Linked DNA regions of Mus musculus: region 2 is linked to region 1. Evidence: chromatin contacts called from ENCODE POLR2A ChIA-PET data. All regions are on one chromosome and are shown on one strand. Each heading gives the region's core, a stretch centred on a gene start or an enhancer-like site at or near the end of the contact. The rest is flanking DNA. Distances are from core to core; before and after follow the strand shown.

Region 1 (3,686 bases), core at 778-3,277:
TTTGAGGGAAAGTCTCTCACTGAGCTGAAATTAGGACCTCATTGTCATGGCCCAGGAAGGTTGGAATTCTCCTCAAAGACTTGGAGGAAGTTCAGGCAATGGAGCACTCATCAGAAGCCGCTGGTTCACTGACCCAGCTGAGGAGACAGGGAGCAATCACATTGGCTGGACTGGTTCACGTTAGCTTTCAGTAAGTGCAGGGCTCCCTGCCCTTTGTAATATGTCAGCTGAGTAGAAATCTTCTGAGACAGATATGGACTAGGGACAGAAGTTAAAGTTTAAGAATGTAAATGATATGAAAAGACTAGGCTGACTCCATGACAGGCTTCAAACTGACAGTTTAGGAGACTAGGCCTAAGAACTGGGCAAGTCCAGGCAAGCCCAGACAGGCTGGTTAATAGAAAAAACAAACAAACATAAAAAACAGGCTTTAGGCCGCTAGTTAGAAGCTCCCCCGCCAACCGGGTATGGTGGCGCACACCTTTAATCTCAGCACTCAGGCAGAGGCAGGCGGATTTCTGAGTTCGAGGCCAGCCTGGTCTACAGAGTGAGTTCCAGGACAGCCTGGAACTATAGGCTGGAACAGAGCTATACAGAGAAACCCTGTCTCAAAAAACAAAAAAACAAAACAAAACAAAAAACAAAAACAAAATAAATAAATAAATAAATAGAAGCTGCCCAGCCATCAGGAGCTGCCTAGCCACCTGGCCAGAGGCCAGGACAATGGATCAGCAACAGTTTCCAGATTTCCTCAGCTACTTCCTCAGCCACAGTTTCTAGACCTCACTTTCCAGCCCCATTCCCTGGTAATGGAATGACCGTGGAGATGGACCAAGATATAGGTTACCTACCTATATCTTGTGCTTTAAATCTCAGGCCTTCAAACTTACTTGGTTGTCTCTCTATTCTGGTAATGGGAGACCCCAGCATGCTAGACTTCTGCAGAATAAAACACTCTGTGTTTACATACTATTGAATCCCGGGTACCATTCTTCAGTGAATCCCGGACTCATACATTTGTACCTTTCAGGCCCCTAATCCTGGTACTTGCGGGAGGGGAGGAGTCCCAAGACCAAGGGAGAAAGAGATCACAGCCTTGGGAATAGACATGTGGGGAAACAGGCTGTACTTATCTGAACAACCAACCATTAAGAGTACTGGCTGCTCTTGGACCCAGGTTGGATTCAGAGTATCCACATGGCAGCTCACAACAGTCTGTAACTTGTTTCAAGGTTAACTGACAACCTCTTGGGGGGAGGGGGGGGGGCATTGTGCACATGGTGCACATGCAGGCAAGAACACCCGTACCCATAAAAGAAAAAAATTTTAAATTAAATTGAAAATCTTTTTTTTTAAATGCAATAAATCTTTTTGTAGAACGAAGATAGTAGAGGCTGACTGGAGAGATGGCTCAGCAATTAACATGGCACCTGAATTTGCTTCCAATGGGAACCAAATACCCATCATGTCAAGTGGTTCAGAACTGCCTCTAAATGCAGTTCCAGAGACTCTGACTCCCTCTTCTGAATTCTACAGCCGCCTCCACTCACATGAGTCCGCGTGCGCGCACACACACACATTTGCACGTAATTAAAAATAAATCTTGGGGGGCTGGCGAGATGGCGCAGAGGTTAAGAGCATTGACTGCTCTTCTGAAGGTCCTGAGTTCAAATCCCAGCAACCACATGGTGGCTCACAACCATCCGTAATGAGATCTGATACCCACTTCTGGTGTGTCTGAAGACAGCTACAGTGTACTTATATGTAATAAATAAATCTTTAAAAAAATAAATCTTGGGAGTGGGGAGTAGGGGCAGAGACAGAACAGGCTCTTTTAAGAGTGGCGGTTCCTGCCAGGCGTGGTGGCGCACGCCTTTAATCCCAGCAGGACAGCCAGAGCTATACAGAGAAATCATGTCTCGAAGGAAAAACAAACAAACAAACAAACAAAAAAGAGTGGCGGTTGCTTTTAAAAGTGGCGGCTCAGAAAGCCCCGCCCGGACATGCGTACCGCGCCCCGCCCACTAGAGAGGCGGGCCTTGCGACGGTTTGAAAGCGCCATGCGCTGAGCCGAGTGGCGCTGCTGCCGCTGAGATGTCGGTGCTGAGGTCGATGGACAAGCTGCCCGACCTGAACAGGGCTACCGTCTTGGTAGGTGCGGGCAGCGCCCCTGGACCGGCTTCCCCGCAGCCAAAGCCGGTGCCCTTCCTCAGCCTCAGCGCGCTCCGACAGCGGGGGGCGGGCGGACGGGCGCGTTACTCTGGACCAATCGGAGCGGCGGCTCGCGAGGCTGAGGGACGCCTCCACCAATAGGCGCGCGGCTGATTTTACCACCGGCTGAGTGGGCGTTCCAGTTCGAACGTGGCTTTCCCGCGTTTCGAGGAGGAGGCCGGGCGGTCCCCCTCCGTGGATGGCTCCTTAGGGCTCCTCTTCTGAGGAAATGGCTCCCTCCGAGCCGCCTCTAGCTGAGTGTGTACCCCCAGGAGGGATTCGGAGTGCGGGGCCCTCCAAAGGAGCCGCCCTGCTCGGATCTCCATCTGCCTGGTTCTCTCCCTTCGCAGCTGGTGAGCACCGAGGATGCGCTTCTGCAGCAGCTGGCGGAGTCGATGCTCAAAGATGACTGTGCGTCCGAGCTGAGGGTGTAAGTTGCTGAGATTGTAGCCTGAACTCTGGGCTAACATGAGGGACGGGAGCCTGCAGGAGAGAGGGTCCCGCTCCTAGCTGTCATCAGTCCTCCGTGATCCTGCCTATGGTTGCCGAGTTGGCTCCTTTACTGGTCTCTGCAAATGTTCATAGCTCATAACGCACGCCAAAAACACACTCACGGGTTGCGTATTTTCTCATTGACAAGGCTCAGAGTTTAGACGTCAGCATGTAAAAACAACGGGGGAGGTGTGTTTTGGTTTCCTTTCTTTCTCCTCTTGCTGTGATAAAATACCCCGACAAAAGCAGCTTCAGGGAGAAAGGACATGTTTGGCTCGCTCCTTGCTGCAGAAGTCATTGCTGCTGGAATTTGAAGCACTTGGTCACTGTATATCCACAGTCAAGAGGAAGCAACGAACAAGCACATGCTTGCAAGTTTTTATCTGGCTTTCTCCACACTGAAGACAACTCAGAATCCTTCCCTAGGGGATTGTGCCACTTGTAGTGGGCCTTCCTACCTCAGTCCAATTAAGAAATTACAAACGAAGGCTGGAGAGATGGTCAGCGGTTAAGAGCACTGTCTACTCTCACAGAAGTCCTGAGTTCAATTCCAGCAACTACATGGTGGCTCACAACCATCTGTAATGGGGTCCGTTGCCCTCTACAGGTGCATGCAGATAGAGTACTCACACATAAAATAAATATTTAAAAACATTACAAGGCATCTAGAAAGTTGAGACTCCCCAAGATGACTGACTCTAGGTTGTGTCCAATTGACAATTAAAAGTAACTATAACAAGGTGACCAGAACCCCAGGGGAGTAGAAAATAAACACCGTTTATCTCCAGGCCAACACAAGGACACATTTGTAACCACAGCTTTATAAGGCGAAGGCAGGAGGCTCCAGGCCATTCTCTGTTACATACCGAGTTCCAGGCCAGCCTGGGCTGCATAAGACAAACCAACACAATAAAAGAAGGCCTCTGATCCCCACCCCCAAACCACACACAATCGGCTTCTAAGGACAGAGATTTTGACTCTGG
Region 2 (3,671 bases), core at 341-2,840, 100 kb before region 1:
TAGGCTGGCTGGGCTCTAACCAGCTCTCTCCACCCAAAAGTGAGTTCCGGGGCTGGAGGGATGGCCCAGTGGTGAGGAGCACTGACAGCACTTCTACAGGACCTGGTTCTCAGCACCCACGTGGCCTCTCACACGCAAGTAACTCCAGCTCCAATATGGCACAGTCTCTTCTAGCATTTGTGGGCATGTGGCACTTAAGTGCTACACAGACATACATGCAGGCAAAACATGCATACACATAAATAAAACTCGAGTTAGGAGGAGGTGTGTGCACTGATGGGGCCTCTCACCTCCTTCTCTTTTAGCTGGCTCCTGCTGCTGAGCAACCTTGCTTCACAATTAATGTTAAAAGCTCGCAAAGGCAACATGGACGGAAGGAATGCCAATGAGATTTCACCGGTATTAGCTTCCTGCTTCCCCTAGCTGTGACTTTTTATACAGCAGCTGCACATTTTTGCTTCTCGCTGGAACCCTGACTGGGGTCAACTGCTACCGCTCAGGCTTGCTCTAAAGACTTTTGTTTTCCCTTCGACTCCATACGGCCATGCCGTCAAAAAGCACACCTTTGGTATAAGAGACTTCCCATTTTTCCTTTGGGGTACCGAGGGCAAGTGACAAGAGTTCAAGTATGGAAAAACCAGGATGTGGTCTCTGGTTGTCAAGACCTAACTCCTAGCTTTGGATGCTGGCTTCAGGGCTCTGCCCTGACTTCATCTGTAAAACCTACACATTCCTCAGCACAGAAGGTCCTGCTCCCACATCCCCCTATCCGTTCTCCTTCATTTCCTTTTTACTAAGTATATTACTTCCGCATTCCCTTCCCACTCTTTCAGTAATTTATTCTATGTGCATTGGTATTTTGCCTCCTCGTGTATGACTATGCGAAGATGTCAGATCTTGAAGTTACTGATAGTTGTAGCTGTCCTGTGGTGATGGGAGTTAAACCTGGGTCCTCTGGAAGAGCAGAGTTCCTAAGCTCTGAGCCATCTCTCCAGCTCTCAGGATTGTTTTATCCCATCACCTTTGAGGCAGAGATTGCATGACTTGTATAAATCGACACAAAGCCTTTCTTCTGACCCTGAAGAAATAGGTCATTATGTCCCTCAAGATAAGAAATTGCACATTTCGCTGCTGCCTTCCAGCTTCTGTGTCCAGGAACCCAGCTTAACAGTGAGTTTTATGGAAACATTTTCCTCCACCTGTCAAAGTCAGCAAAACCCAGCTGCACAAATTGAGTCCTATGTCCGGTCCCCAGTCTATGCCAATACTATGATTGGCCTCTGCGCCTGTCAATCAGGACAGGTCACATGCACTCCCCCAATCACCGGCCTCAATCCCTTCGTCCCGCCTCAAGACAGACACTCACTTTCACCGGCTTGGGCAAAATGGCGCCGCTGCGAGTGACGATGACTGACCTCGACGGTACCTGGCTGAGACCTGAGCTGCCCGGTACGGTGTAGACATCGCCACCTCTCCTCCCCCTCGGCCCGCTCCAGAGAGCCCCGGGTCGAACTGCAACCCAGGCCAGCCGCCGAGCCGCCGTGGACGCCATCTCCAGCTCCGCCCCTCGCCGGGAGCCACACCCCACGCATCCAAGGCGGCCTCTGGCAGAAACTTTCTCCAAAACTCGCGAGACTCGTGACACACACGGGAAGCACCGCCCTCCCGCCTGCGCAGAGCACGCATTCGTATGCCGGTGGGAAAGTCCTCGGCGCCCGGACGACGTAGTGACGTCAGGAGAAGGACGCCCCTCCCGGACTCCAGAGGGCGGGGCCGCCAGGGCTCCCTTTGTAGGTGTTCCCGCCCCTCACCTCGGGAAGACTTGAATTAAGGAACCAGAATGTGTAATGAAAAACTCTACTTGGTATCTGAATTTATATATATATATATATATATATATATATATATTTTTTTTTTTTTTTTAAGGTAACAAAAAGTTAACAAAAAGCTGGGCGAAGTGGCGCACACCTTTAATCTTACACTACTTGGGATGCAGAGGCAGGAGGATCTCTGTGAGTTCAAATCCAGTAAGTTCCAGGACAGCCGGAGCTACGTAGTGCGGCGAAAAAAATCAAGTTAACAATAAATAGCTCATGGTTTCTGTGGACATTGGTACAATGGGTGCAGTGGACAGCGGGCTTCCCCTACAGATCTAGGGAACAAACAAATAGACGGATTGGCCTGATGGAGGTCATACCACCAAGCCAGGTTCTTGGACTCAATTGTTAGCCTCAGACACCAGCTTTGCAACTCAGGCTCCTGATTCTTCATTTGTAAACACGTTGATTGTAATAACCAAAATTAACTTTCTGAGAGGGTCTCACACATAGCCCAATCTAGCCAAAAAACTCGCGGTGTTGTCAAGGATGCTTTTGAACTCCTGATCCTCCTCCACCTCTTTGCTACCAACCGGGGAACTTTACCGTTCTGGTTATAAAGGGAAGGGGGGAGGGGAGGCTAACAGGCCTTCCACCAGGTCCTGCTGCAAAACAAACACCAAAACCAAGTGAGGTGTGGCACTCCTATCTATAATCCCAGCAGATTGCCATGCTAAGGAGTTCCAGACCTGCGTGGGCTACAAAGACTTGGTCTCCAAAAACCAAAACTATTAAAAGAGCAAACACTAACTACTGTGACAAGAAACTTAGCAAAGGTACCTGTGTGTACAGTGAGGGCAGCTGGCTATGAGGTTACAAGCAGGCTTGAGAAACATAGCCCTGACCAGAGGAACCATGGAACTCAGTCTCCTGGAGGCAAAATCCAGCCTTTAGGCCTTGTTGGATTTGGGTCAGGCTGGCCCAAGGCCCCAGATAGGGAAAGGAGGGAGGTCAGGAAGAGTCCAATTTTGTTTGGGAACGGTATACATCTCTATTGAGCCACAGCCACTGTCACTACATCTATATAAAGGGGACAGACGGGCCTGGTTTCTGGCTCTGTAGACCTAGCCATCTGACCTTAGAGCTAAAGAAAAAGATACTTGGAATGACACGGGACAGAGTAGCTATGAGAGCCCTCAGCAGACAAGCCTTAGGAACAAGCGGGCTAGGTAACAAGAGTCCCTACAAGTTGCCATGACGACAGGTCAGGTCTTCTATATAAAAGGCTGCCTGCCTCCCTGCGGGCAATGTCCAGCACTATACATGGACAGGGCAGCAGCGGGAGAGAGAACAAATCCCTCTTTAGCACCTAAAGACCTTCTCCTACAGAGAGCCCTGCCCAAGCTACAACGATGTCAGTCTTCAAGCCACTTCCTGTCACCTCTGGCATGGAGATGCCCAAGACTTCTTGTGTTGGACTTTATGGCTAGAGAGCAGAGCCCCACTTCCTGAATTATATTATCTTCCCATCAACCACCTGGCCTTTCTAGACCTCAGAAAATAAGTAGGGAGCCATGATTCTTCAGTTCATGCCAGCGAGAGGGGAGGATCTGGAAGCTAGAGAAAGTCTACAGAGCAGGGGAACACACACACACACACACAGAGCAACCTGGTAAATGAGTAAATATTTAACCCCTGACGTTCTGACCCCGGCATCCTGACCAGCAGGACAGGGCCATAGCTTAAAGGGCTCTGGCTCAGGGCCTATTCTGTGACTTGTTCTCTGTCTGGCTTCCTTTTGCCCTTTGCTGCCACCCTCGCCTCAGCTCCATGATCTCCTTCCCATACCAGTCA

The links. ChIA-PET counts read pairs that join two places held with the same protein, here RNA polymerase II (POLR2A).
Region 2: POLR2A ChIA-PET joins it to region 1 with 10 read pairs in embryonic stem cell. The contact joins the promoter of Smdt1 here to the promoter of Cenpm in region 1. POLR2A ChIA-PET finds 5 or more read pairs at or near these places in 3 of 5 experiments (Patski and embryonic stem cell).

The regions. Positions count from the first base shown.
Region 1 is chr15:82,243,088-82,246,773 of GRCm38, reverse strand. It overlaps Cenpm (centromere protein M), which reads left to right and starts at 2,027. Exons shown (of 6, transcript NM_025639.4): 1 at 2,027-2,151; 2 at 2,562-2,641. The coding sequence starts at 2,095.
Region 2 is chr15:82,343,965-82,347,635 of GRCm38, reverse strand. It overlaps Smdt1 (single-pass membrane protein with aspartate rich tail 1), which reads right to left and starts at 1,590. Exons shown (of 3, transcript NM_026914.1): 1 at 1,367-1,590. The coding sequence starts at 1,552. Pheta2 (PH domain containing endocytic trafficking adaptor 2) reads right to left here. Exons shown (of 2, transcript NM_177391.4): 2 at 1,926-3,671. The coding sequence ends at 3,575.